3 separate regions of the Homo sapiens genome follow, and regions 1 and 3 are each linked to region 2. The links are chromatin contacts, found by Hi-C or POLR2A ChIA-PET in ENCODE. All regions are on one chromosome and are shown on one strand. The core of a region is the stretch at or near the end of the contact, and the rest is flanking DNA. Distances in the headings are between cores, read along the strand shown.

Region 1 (4,251 bases), core at 1,748-4,247, 350 kb after region 2:
ACTTTCCATTGCCTGATTTCAGAATACATAGAAACTCCTCTTGGCTATTTTACCTCTCTGTTAGGAAATGTTTCCTCCCCGATACTCCTGGCCCCTGAATCTCCATTAGGTACTAGCTAGGCTCTGCTTCTTACCCAAATAGGCTTCAGTGTTAACAGTTCCACCTGACCTGAAAAAACCTACCTTCCACATTTGGGCTCCCTGTATGCTTGCCCATCCACAAAGCCTGCCCAGATATCTAAACTCGGGGCTGAAGGCCTGGAGATGGCCTGTCCTCTCCTTGGGACAGTTCAGCAGCCCATACAGAGGAAGTGAGTCACTGCAAGGCAGGCAGCACTTGGGGCACTGTGGGCGTGGCCATGCCAGCCTGCGTGTTGGGGGATGGGTTGGAAGGGTGGTGATCACAGTCTCCGGTCCAGCCAAGGCAAGCGGTGTGTATGCTCCCCAAGCGTGCTGACAAAGCTGGTCGCATCATCCCGGTGCTGGCTGAGGCCCAGTTTCCCCTTCTCCATCCACCTTCTCTTTTGTCTCCTGGGGGAGGAATATACCCTCTTATCTTTATTTCTCAGGCCCTGGTTATCCAACTTCTGCCCCAGAACTTCCCCTCCCCACTGCTATCTTAAAAAAAAGAAAAAAAAGTTAACCAGTCTTCAGTTCTCCTGAGGAAGCATTTGAAAAGTCTGGTAGGGACTACAGGAAAGCCTGGCACTTAGGAAAACCACAAGAAAGGGATTCAGAACTAAAAGAAGGAAGATGAATAGGACGGAGGTGTGGAGAGTGTTAGAGACCCGAAGGTGAGCTGCGGCCCAAAGAGCCCTGGAACTATGCTGGAAAAAAGGTGTGTAGGTGTGTAGCAGATAAGGACTCTGGGGAGAGCACTGAAGAAAGGAAGAGGGAACTTTGGAATTAGAAGGCTGAAGGAGGAGAGTTCCAAGGGGGTAGAAAGAGACAATTGGGATGCAAGGTGGCTCATGCTTGTAATCCCAGCACTTTGAAAGGCCAAGGCGGGTGGATGGTTTGAGCTCAGGAGTTCACGACCAGCGTGAGCGACATGGTGAAATCTCAAAAATACAAAAATTAGCCGGGCATGGTGGCGTCGCCTGTGGTCCCTGCTACTTGGGAGGCTGAGGTGGAGGATAGCTTGAGCCTGGAAGGTCGAGGCTGCAGTGACAGAGTGAGACCTCCTCTCCAAAGGAAAAAAAAAAAAAAGAAAGGAAAGAAAGATACAATGGAAGATATGCTAATAAGGGAGGGAGGAGAAAAACACAGCTGGAGGGGTTGCTGGAAACTGGGAGATCAGGCAGGCCTGGGGCTTAGAAAAGCCTAGAGAAACCCTGGGAGCTGGTTAGGGGCCACCACTCTCATCTTTCCCATGGTGTGTCAGGGCTGCGGGTCCCCCTGAAAAGAGAGGCAGAACAAACAGTTGGGTCGGACAGCCTCTACCTCCTTACCCTCCAGAAAGGGCCTGAGATGAGGGATGGGCCCTCCAACTGGATTAGTGGGGGTTGCACTCCTTCCTACGAGTACTTGACCAGATAAACGGGGAAACAAGCTACTGTCAGAGGCTCTGATTGCAACAGCATAAAAAAGGCAATACTTCATCTAGGTGAGAAATTTGACAAAAGTACCTCTCCATGGAGTAAGCTGCAGCTCTCCCTGTATAGGAGCCCTCAAATACATCTTAGTCACCACTCGTTCACGTTAGGAGTTAAGACCAGCTTTCTAGGAAAACCATGTTGCATCTTCCAACAGTAATTACTTCTGAAACAGTAATTTTACCACACGACTCAAGGGGAAAACTTTTTTTTTTTAAATTTATAAAGGAGTTGGGGGTCTCGCTATGTTGACCAGGCTGGTCTTGAACTCTGACCTCAAGTGATCTGCCCACCTCGGCCACCCAAAGTGCTGAGATTACAGGCATAAGCCACGGCGCCAGGCCAAGGGGAGAACACTTTTTTTTTTTTTTTCCTGAGACGGAGTCTCACTCTGTCGCCCAGGCTGGAGTGCAGTGGCGAGATCTCGGCTCACTGCAAACTCCACCTCCAGGGTTCAAGCGATTCTCGTGGCTCAGCCTCCCGAGTAGCTGGGATTACAAGCGCGAGCCACCGTGCCCGGCTAATTTTTGTATTTTTAGTAGAGACAGGGTTTAACCATGTTGGCCAGGGTGGTCTCGAACGCCTGACCTCAGGTGATCTGCCCGCCTCGGCCTCCCAAAGTGCTGGGATTACAGGCGTGAGCCACCGCGCCCGGCCGGAAAACACTTTTTAACACGAAATCGAATACGGATAAACGTGGTGTCATTTGAAAACTCATACATTTTACAAAACAAAAGTTGGGGTGGCTCTTTCAGACAGGGCCGCCGGGTGTGCGCAAGTTCGGGTTTGCTCTTCCTTGCCACGGGGGTAGGTCCCGTAGCACCTAGGTGGAAAGGCCGCGGCTTTTACGGCGGGGTAGGCGAGGGTCGCCCGAGTGATCGCAGGCTCCGACTGGGTCTCGAGGGTCGGCTGCTTCGGTCTGCCCTGGAGAGGTTTTCAGCTTCGGCGCGAGGCACTTGGGCAGGATCCCCGGGCTGCACCCTCCTCCGCCCGCGCCCCGTGGGGCTGGAAGTGGGAATGTGCCCACCCTGGCGGGGACCGGGGGCCGCACAGCAGTTGGGGGTGGGTGGGGGTGGGTAGGAGTAAGGGGACAGGGACACCGCCGCTCGGAGCCCGGGACCCCGCGGCATCCAGTGCGTCTGTGTCGGTCCCAGTGGGAGACCTCCCACCCCGAAAAGAGACCGAAGTGGCGGAAGGAGCCCGCACCCGCCTCCCCAGGTCGGCGGTTTCTCTAGCGCAAGGTGACGGGCGTGGACGCGGCTGTGGGGCCGGGAGCGGAGGGTTGGGGTCTGGCCTCCCGCGCCGGGGCGAAGGGGCAGCCGCAGCGCAGAGGCCCGCCCCGCCCTCCCCTCCCGTCACGCCCAGCCTCCCGGCCCTTGGGCTGCTCGCGGCCTTTTTTTCCCGGCTGGGCTCGGGCTCAGCTCGACTGGGCTCGGCGGGCGGCGGCGGCGGCGCCGGCGGCTGGCGGAGGAGGGAGGGCGAGGGCGGGCGCGGGCCGGCGGGCGGGCGGAAGAGGGAGGAGAGGCGCGGGGAGCCAGGCCTCGGGGCCTCGGAGCAACCACCCGAGCAGACGGAGTACACGGAGCAGCGGCCCCGGCCCCGCCAACGCTGCCGCCGGGTGAGTCGGGGCCCCCGCCCGGCGCCCGAGCCCCGCGCGGGGGTGGGAAGGGGCTGCGGAAAAGTTGGGAGCCCCGGGTGCCGCTTTGTCGCGGGGCCGCGGAGGGGTCGGGCTGGGAAGGCCGCGGGGCCGGGGCGAGGAGGGAGGCGGCGCTGGCGGGGGGCGCTGCGGGCGCTCATGGCGGCGGCCGCCGGGTAAGGCGGGCGCAGCGCCTCAAGGGAGCGGCCGGGGCCGGCGGGCCTGGCGCCGCGGTGTCCGCGGCAGCGCCGCCCTGAGCCGGAGAAGCTTTCCCGGGCAACAGGTAGGGCGGAAGGTGGGGACGCGGGGGCTGCGGGCGACGGGGCCGAGCCGTGGGCTTCCCTTTGTTGGGGAGTGGAGGAGCTTGGTGACCATTGGCGCGAGAGCCTCCACCCTGGCAGCGGCCCGCGGGGTTGCCCTGGCCTGGACGCGTCCTGTGGCTTGGGTGGGAGGAGAGGGGAGGGCCCTGCCCCGTTTTCTTCCTACCGGCCCACCGTGCCCACCTCGCAGGCGAGGTCAGAGCTTCCATGTGCTTAACGGGAAACAGGAAGGAGCGGCCCGGAGCGCCTGCCCCGGCCCGGTAGGGCTAAGGCATACCGTTATGAGGTGTGGATGGCTGGCAAGGGAGCTCCTGGTGGAACTGGCTTTCTGGGCCGTAGCTTGTTAATCACTAGAGGCCCGTGGCAAGTGGGTTGACTGCAGGTGTAGAGCACTCATCTTTAGCCTGCAGTTGGAGTCTCTCCCTCCCTAAGCCTAGCTCCTGGCATCAAAACCTGGTTTCAGTCACCTGAGTTGCCAGGCCCAGGTTCAGGGGGTTCTGAGGATCGTGGCGAATGCAGTGAGCCCCTGTTCCTGGAGAAGTGAGTCCGAGCAGGCCTCCAGCAGGCAGTCACCCCCATATCTGTGCTGGGGCAGGGGTGGGTGGCGGTTGCTGCCGCATACCGGAGTCGGGATGACCGCACCGGGGTGTGAGTGGCTGCACATGTAAAGGGGCTCCTAAGGGTAAGGACTTGCCTGCAG
Region 2 (3,968 bases), core at 1,112-3,611:
GCGTGAGCCACCACGCCAAGCCGATTTTTTTTTTTGAGACAGGGTCTCACTCCGTTGTCCAGGCTGGAGTGCAGTGGCATGATCTTGGCTCACTGCAGCCTCTGTCTCCCAGGCTCAAGTGATCCTCCTACCTCAGCCTCCTAAGTAGCTGGGACTACAGGTGCATGCCACCATGCCAGCTAGGCTAATTTTTGTATTTTTGAAGAGACGTGGTTTCACCATGTTGCCCAGGCTGGTCTCAAACCCCTGAGCTCAAGCAATCTGCCCACCTCAGCCTCCCAAAGTGCTGGGATTACAGGTGTGAGCCACTGTGCCCAGCTGACAAATTTAAACTATCTTTGGCACTCTTGTCCCCATTCTTTGTTCATCTTTCATACTGTACTCCTGCTTTAACCTAGCTTGTCTGCTTGCCCTCTCCTCATGATATGAGCAAATTCCCATTTATATTCTTCAACATACAATTTTTTTGCTTTCAGAATGCTCGCTTGTCTTTTATTTTGCTGGGTTATATCCAATATCTATTCTAAGACCTGACTCACAATATTTCTAAGAAGCCTTCCATTCATTCATTCACCATATACTGGTGTGTGTGTGTGTGTGTGTGTGTGTGTGTGTGTGTGTATGTGTGTGTGTCCATACACATATAGGCCTTCCAAATTAACTTAAACTCCACTATGTCCCTTCAGCAATTAGGTTAGGTACCCCATTTGTTCTACTGTTGTATATACTGCATGTTTTACACAGGCATTTTCAAGCTATTACACTTTATTCTGCCTTCCAATTAAACATTGTAGCAGTGACTCTTTCATCATCTATCCTGTATGATTGTCCCAATAATTAATAATAAAGTACTATAGTAGCAACTTGTACTCTCTTGATCCTAACAAAACCCTGTAATGGGCTAATATTACTTCATCCATATGTCTTCTTTGTAGACATAGAAACTGAGGTTTAAAGAGGTTACATTAGTTATTCCAAATCAAACGGCTTGTAAGTGGCAGGGAAGATGGCATTCAAGACCCGGGCTCAAATAACTAGCCTCAATGTATTAAGTAAGGCACTAATGAGGGGCATTGCATATTAAGTAAAGCCCTAGGAAAGGCATTGAGATAGAGGTTCTGAGGACAAAGAGGGCTCTAAATCAACAATCTTAACCGAAAAATACACAAAAAACTTGCTGGGCGAGGTCGGGCCTATAATCCCAGCACTTTGGTACCTGAGGCCGGCAGATTGCTTGAGGCTAACAGTTCGAGACAAGCTTGGGCAACATAGCAAGACCCTGTCTTTACAAAACAAACAAACAAACGAAAAATACACAAAAGCAACACCAGAGGCCCATTTGCATGGCGTGTTTTTGTTTATTTGTTTGGCCTAATATGGTTTCGTTTTGTTTGGAAGAAGGGATTGTGCCCTCCAAGCCTTTGTCGTTTCACTCACCTCTCCCAACCTGGCCCTGTCCAGCCCCTCCCTGGAGGGCTGGGCATATGGATGCTGGAGGTCACAGGCTGCCCAGGCAGGTTGGTGACCTCGGAGGCAGAACCACGGCCTCGAGTCGGGCCTCTAACGGCGAAAAGACTGACGCGGTTGGACCGCGCCATTCCCGAAATGTTAAGGAGCTTAAACTCCGCATCGTCCTCCAAGATAAGTAGGAAAAGGGCAGTCAGAAAGAACGTCTTCCCCGTCCGCCGTCTTCCTGCGCGCCCTTCTAGGAACCCAGCGTCCATCCCACGGCCTGATTTACTAAGGGAGTCTTGTAGCATACGGGAGGGGGAAAAGTCATTGATTGCAATTACGGTAATTTGGTTAGTTACTCAAACGGTCGTTTACATATAACTTGCATGTTAATATACTTCTGGAAGTATGCATATGTCCATACTTCTTTAACAGGGCACCCACGGCCGCCTGCTCACCCTACTTATGCAGCAAATTTTACTTCTCTCTCGGCTTCTTTAGCCTCGCAAACGCTATCGCTTAGGTCCGCTTCTTAAATATTGGCCCCTCCTCCCACCCGTAAGCTCCTCCCTTCGCCCTCTCTCCCTCGAGAGCTTCCAAACATCTTTTCCCCGCCCCCTTTTCTATTTCTGAACAGGCATGTTCCAGGCAGCTCACCCGACTCCTTAGATTACTATGGAATCGGTAGGGTCCTGACCGCTGGGGAAGCAGGAAAGCGTATCCTGGGAAGAAAGGCTTGGCTTGGACTCCGGAGAAGAATACTACATCGAGACCTGCTGGGGAATTTTATTTTATTTTATTATTTTTTTGGTCTTGGTTGTACTGAGGGAGGAAGAAGAGGTTGTGTGGCCCGGTCGAACTTGTGGCAGCCTGAAGGCCCCCTCAGGCGGCGCCGCGGGCAGCCCCGCAGCCGGGGCCTGGTGCAGCCTCCGCGGCCGCTGTCAGGGAAGCGCAGGCGGCCAATGGAACCCGGGAGCGGTCGCTGCTGCTGAGGCGGCAGTGTCGGCAGTCCAACCGCGACTGCCCGCACCCCCTCCGCGGGGGTCCCCCAGAGGTAAGCTACTCCTCCTTCATGAGTCACCTTTGCCCTGTTGGGTGGGGGGGGGGGTCCCTCTCCCACCCTGTCCCGCACAGTCTTCCCCACCTGAGTTCGACTACGAAACTGCCCTCTTGGTGTCAGCTGCACCCCGGGTTCCTTCTCCACCCTTTCCTCTCAGGCCTGGGGTCCTCCTCCGCTTTTTGGCTTCCTCTTCTATTAGCTCCTCCCTCTGCCTCGGGGATTCCCCCCTCCCTCACTCATCCCTGTTGCCTACGTCTCGAATAATTCTTTTTTTTAAGTCATGAACCCTTTCCATATCAGACGACTCCCATAATGCCCATCCTTGTCCTTCCTCGTCGTCTCTGCCCCTGCCCCAAACCTTTTCCATGGACTCCACCTTTATCTCTTTTCCTAGTTTGCACTTTTCCTCCTATGTCCCTGTGCAACTCCAGCACTGGGTTCCCATTTCCCTGAGCTAAAGATTGCATCCCTGTCTTCCTGTGCTGCTTCTGATTCCATTACCTCACTGTCACCCACCTACCCAGCCAGCTCCTGGCTTCCAAGAATTGCCTGTTCCCTTCTCCTTAAGGGATCTCGGGCCCTTGTCATCAATCCAAAAGTACCATTTACATTCTTACTTTGAACCTAGTCCTCACTCTTCTCTGGGATGCATTATGATCCCTATAACTTTCTTTAGCTTCTCTTTCTCCCTCCTCAATCCCCCAACTTTCTAGAGGTTTCTGTCTGTAGGGGAGAGATTTGACAGTGCCCTTCCCATTCAGGATTTCCAACTTTGACACCTCCCTCGAGTTTCAGGGATTTCTCTGATCCTTGTGACATTTGTTCTGTTTTTCCCGTGGGCTTCATGTGTTCTCTGTTACACTCTTTATCTCCACATACCACTTATTTCAGGATCAACTAAACCTTGAACTAAGAAGAAAAATGTGTTGTGAGCAGGGGGAGCCTCAGCTGCCTCAGGCCGTTCAGGACAGAAGGGTGTTTCTGAAGGCCGGAGCAAGTTTTGAAGAAGTCCCTATCAGATTACACTTGGTTGACTACTCCGGAGCAGCCACTAAGAGGGATGAACAGGCCTGCGTGGAAATTGAATGAGATTGTGAGAAAACTTGTTTCAGATTATTTAATTTTAGGCTTTTGTTAAAGGAATCACAGAATAGAGTGCCTTCTCACCCCTGTCCAGATCCATGAGGAATCAGTTTATTCTTGTGGTTTACTAGAATAGTTTTGGTTGGTTCCATAAGAATTCAGGCCTGGAGTGGGGTAAGGGTATAACTGGAAAAAGGAACATGAGACAATGGAAAGAGCTTGTACATTCAGAATCGGGACTCCTGGGTTCAGCATGTGACTTCCTCACTTGACCTCTAGAGTGATCCTTTTGGAAAATGCCCACTCTCTGTAGGCATCAGTGCAGTAATAAGTTGGTAGCAGGATGTGGGTTGGGGGAAAAAATCAGATTTGG
Region 3 (4,259 bases), core at 1,529-4,028, 320 kb after region 2:
CAGCTGTCTTTATCCTGCACAAAGAGGAGCATTCATGATTTTCTGAAAGTTATAATTAAACTGTAGTTTAACAGAAACATTCAAACTTAAGAGTGTATCTGTCTAAATCACCTCTCTCTCTTTACACAAGAAACTTAACGGTGTCCTCTGGAGAACTGGATGGAGAGGAGAAAAGAAAAATGATCTTTATCTTTTTCATTTCATATCCCTTTGGTATTTAAATTTGTTCATGAAATACACATTTACTACTTCTATAATTTAAAGCAATCTAGGCTGGGTGTGGTGGCTCATGCCTATAATCCCAGCACTTTGGGAGACCAAGGCAGGCATATCACTTGAGGTCAGGAGTTCAAGACCAGCCTGTCCAACATGGTGACACCCTGTCTCTACTAAAAATACAAAACTTAGCCAGGCATAGTGGCGCACACTTGTAATCCCAGCTACTCAGGAGGCTGAGGCAGAAGAATCGCTTGAATTCGGGAAGTGGAGGTTGCAGTGAGCCTACTCCAGCCTGGGCGACAGAGTGAGTCTATCTCAAAAAAAAAAAAAAAAAAATTAAAGCAATTTAAATTGTTGGCATCTACCAGTATGTCTTGCCATCAGTTCCCCTGTTAACCTTCCTAGAGTCTAATTTTCTCATTTCTCCAGGCCCTGGAGAGGCTATGTGATGATGCAAGCTCTAAGACACAATCTCACCTTTCACAAGTTCACAAGTTTGAAAGGAAGATCTAGATCTTGCTCCTTGGGGGATGAATGCAGGGAGAGAAAGGTCGAGATGCCAGCAGTATTGGAAAAATCAAGTATTTTTCCAGCTTCATATTGCTGTAGAGAATATACTATTCGGGCTGGGTACAGTGGCTAACACCTGTAATTCCAACACCTTGGGAAGCCAAGCCAGGGGGATTGTTTGAGTCCAGGAGTTTGAAACCAGATTGGGCAGCATGGCGAGACCCTGTCTCTATAAAAATACAAAAAATTAGCCCTGCGTGGTGGCACTGCCTATAGTCGCAGCTTTTTCGGGAGGCTGAGGTGGGAGGATCACTTGAGCCGGGGAGGTGATCACACCATTGCACTCCAGCCAGGGCAACAGAGTGAGACCCTGGCTGAAAATAAATAAACAAATACAAAATAAAAATAGAGAATATACTACTAACCTGGGGGTCGGGGGAGGCTCTGGAGGATATATGCTGGAGAGTAGATGCATGCAAAGAAATACTATTTGGTGAGGTTTCAGGTCCAAGGGCACTTTACCAAATGGTGGAAGAGACCAGTCATTTGGGTTACTGGGGGGTAAAATCCAACTGTTTAGCACTTAGAACGGTGCCCCAAAAACTCTACATTAGTCCTCCAATAAGCGCCCTGTGGTGGACTCAGAGGTAACAAAAAGGGATTGGTTCCAAATGGCCTTATGCATTGAAATAACTCCCCAAATTTGTTTTTCACAAGGAAAATGTCTATGTAATTGGTGTTAAAATGGACCTTCTCCCCAATTCAATATGAAGACAATTCATTTATTCCAGCAGCTGAGTCTGCAGCAGGAATTAGTGACTTTCAGGATTTGTTAAAGACCAGAATCTGTCCCTCAGGGGAATTTGTAGAGTTTAAGATATCTAAAAAGGAAAGCTCAGCAAGCCATCTATCTAGGTTTCTTCAGGGCAGTATAACTCAAAGTAGAGGGGCCGGGTGACCTCCTGGAGCCTGTCTCTGGTTAGCTTTTTGCTGCTAACTGGGGATAACAGCCTAATGCCTCATGACGGCTCAGCATGGCTGGGTGAGTCCAACTGAGTCAGAGAGCACCAAAAATAAGCCACAAAGCATTGAGTAGTCATATTTATGGTTTTGATTCCAAACACACTTTGTGCTTATCCCTTCCAAGTGGAGAATTTTTATGTCATTTGTGTGCGTTAAGGCCAAAGGAGAAACCTGGAGGCAAAGGAATGCTGGTTGTGGGTCAACAAATATGCCTGATGGATTTTGTATGTTTGGCTTAAAAACACTGACTTAAAGTAAAATACTGTGACTACTTCTAACCTAGAAATGAGTTCAGCCCGCCAGACAGAAACTGCCATTCGGAGGAAATAAGGCCGTGAGCACCGGTTCCCTCCACACCCCCGAGGTTCACCTGGAGGCCAGTGGGCCAAGCGAAGCCTTGGGAGCGGAGAACTCAAAGAGGGGCGGGGAGAAAAGAATAAACACACCTCGCGGGGCTAGGCTGGCGGCGGCACAGTCCTGGTTTTTTTGATGGAACTGACCAAGATGACAGCAAGCAGAGGCTCAAATGCAGGATTCAGACCCAAGACTTCTCCCCGCTCTCAGGCGGACCCCAAAGGCGGGGAGCCAAAAACCGGGAGACTGAACAAGCAGCATTCTCACGCTCCTAAACTGGCTTCTCGCTCCTCGCTCCTCATGCCCCAAAACTGATCAGGCCCCAACCCCCCTCCCCACAACTCAGTGTTCCCTCCACACGGACCGTCGAGGCTCCCCCAGATCCCACGTCTTCGTCCTTCCTGGACCCCGTGCTCCATTCCTTACAGTCACAGACAGGGATTCGTTACCTGCAGAGCAGCTCGACAACCCTGCAGGTAGTCCTCCATGATGAAGCCCAAAGTACGCCGTCGCCCCTGGTCGAGTAGAGGTGCCCCTGGTCGAGGAGAGGTTTCCCCGACGAATGCAGCCCGCCCGGGACTCAGGGACTAGAGGCCAGAGTCAGGAGGCGGGACTCGAACCCGCCACACGGCGAATCGGCCTCCGACCCCGGGAGGAACTGCGTAAGCGGGCGCTCCGGAGTCCGGCGTCGCCCCGCCCCCAGCGGCGGAGGCGGGGCTCTACGCCCAGAGGCTCCTGGGACGTCTTTCCGGCGAGGCCAAGGGGGCGTGGCGTGGGGCGACGTGGGAAACGTAGTCCCGCAACTCCGCAATGTCCCTAGCAACCGAGGGAAGGATTGTTTTCTGAGGGATCAGTCGTTCGGTAAACAAATGTGTATGTGTCACAGTAACCCATTATTGTGGCATCTGAACTTTCCCTCTCAGATCAGGCCAAGTATAACATCTTTACATATATCACACCGAGCATCTGGTGACATTTTAAATGACACTTGGCAAAACAGATCATCTTCTTTCTACAAATTCTGCCCTTTACCAAACTGACTCAGTCGCCACCAATTTTGTGGTTGTTCATGTTAGGAGAACATTAGAATAATCTTTGACCCCTCTTGTTAACACCTACAGTCTCCTGCCAACTCCTGCTGCTTCTCCCTTTGCAACTCTGTAGCCTGTTTTTTTCTACAGCCTCGGCAAATATCTTCTTCCTTTCTTGGACGGTTGTAACCTTGGCTTTTTGCTCTCTGCCACCCTAATTGTTCCAATTGCTCTTTCAGCCTTTAGAGTTGCTTGAAATTTCATCCTGTGGCGGCCCTGTACATAGAGTTTAGGGAACCCTTCAGAATGTGGAGTTAGGTTCCAACCTCCCTTAACTGCCACTTTCCAGCCGCAGAGTAGTGCAGGTACTGCAAATAAATGGACACTCATCATCAAAAATTCCCTCATTTATTTATCTATCCCTTTATTTCCTACCGTCAGCCTCACACCAGCTTTTCCTGCTTCCCCAGCTGTAAATCGAGAGGAGGTGACTGATGAGAGGCCTGCAGTGGAACCAAGATCCAGAGCACAGGCGTGTTGGATCTCCTGCCTGCTCTGCCAGTTCTTTTCTTCTTCTTCTTCTTTTTGAGACGGAGTCTTGCTCCGTCTTCAGGCTGGAGTGCAGTGGCAGGATCTTGGCTCACTGCAACCTCCACCTCCCGGGTTCAAGCGATTCTCCTGCCTCAGCCTCCCGAGTAGCTGGGACTACAGGCATGTGCCACCATGCCCTGCTAATTTTTGTATTTTTAGTAGAGATGGGGTTTCACTATGTTGGCCAGGTTGGTCTTGATCTCTTGACCTTGTGATCCGCCCGCCTTGGCTTCCCAAAGTGCTGGGATTACAGGCGTCAGCCATCGCGCCCAGAGCCTGGGGCTTCTACCACACCCTCTGCACTCTACCAGGTGCACAACCCAACCAGTTTCATTTCTAGACTTAAAAATGATACAGCAAGGACTTGGAAAGGAGCTCTCTGGAGGGCTCCAGAGGGAAAAGAGCTGGGTTTGTTTGTTTGTTTTTAACATTAATTGAGTAATACATGCAAATATCGTGCTCTTTGCTCCTGCTTCTGTGGATCCAGAGCAAAGGACTGCCATACCCAGAGAGAGAGCCCAGATCCAACAA

What was found. Hi-C counts contacts between places; a loop is a spot of excess contacts on that map. ChIA-PET counts read pairs that join two places held with the same protein, here RNA polymerase II (POLR2A). Pooled maps may share reads with other maps.
Region 1: a loop to region 2 is called in a pooled map, with 4 times the contacts of the local background. The contact joins the promoter of CERS2 here to the promoter of PI4KB in region 2. A Hi-C loop is called at or near these places in 6 of 50 pooled maps. POLR2A ChIA-PET finds 5 or more read pairs at or near these places in 4 of 52 experiments (CD4-positive, alpha-beta T cell, MCF 10A, WTC11 and 1 more).
Region 3: a pooled map shows a loop between it and region 2 (9-fold over the local background). The contact joins the promoter of PRUNE1 here to the promoter of PI4KB in region 2. A Hi-C loop is called at or near these places in 8 of 50 pooled maps. POLR2A ChIA-PET finds 5 or more read pairs at or near these places in 4 of 52 experiments (CD8-positive, alpha-beta memory T cell, HEK293, MCF 10A and 1 more).

Annotation. Positions count from the first base shown.
Region 1 is chr1:150,973,581-150,977,831 of GRCh38, reverse strand. It overlaps CERS2 (ceramide synthase 2), which reads left to right and starts at 2,997. Exons shown (of 11, transcript NM_022075.5): 1 at 2,997-3,213. It also overlaps a transcript of ANXA9 not described here. RefSeq lists enhancers at 1-343, 344-847, 3,746-3,890, 3,848-4,251, cis regulatory regions at 74-987, 3,818 and silencers at 2,693-3,132, 3,153-3,642.
Region 2 is chr1:151,325,809-151,329,776 of GRCh38, reverse strand. It overlaps PI4KB (phosphatidylinositol 4-kinase beta), which reads left to right and starts at 2,361. Exons shown (of 12, transcript NM_001369623.2): 1 at 2,361-2,506. RefSeq lists a silencer at 1,924-1,993 and an enhancer at 1,929-2,853.
Region 3 is chr1:151,006,968-151,011,226 of GRCh38, reverse strand. It overlaps PRUNE1 (prune exopolyphosphatase 1), which reads right to left and starts at 2,778. Exons shown (of 8, transcript NM_021222.3): 1 at 2,556-2,778. The coding sequence starts at 2,594. It also overlaps a transcript of MINDY1 not described here. RefSeq lists enhancers at 2,139-2,188, 1,844-2,384, 2,385-2,927.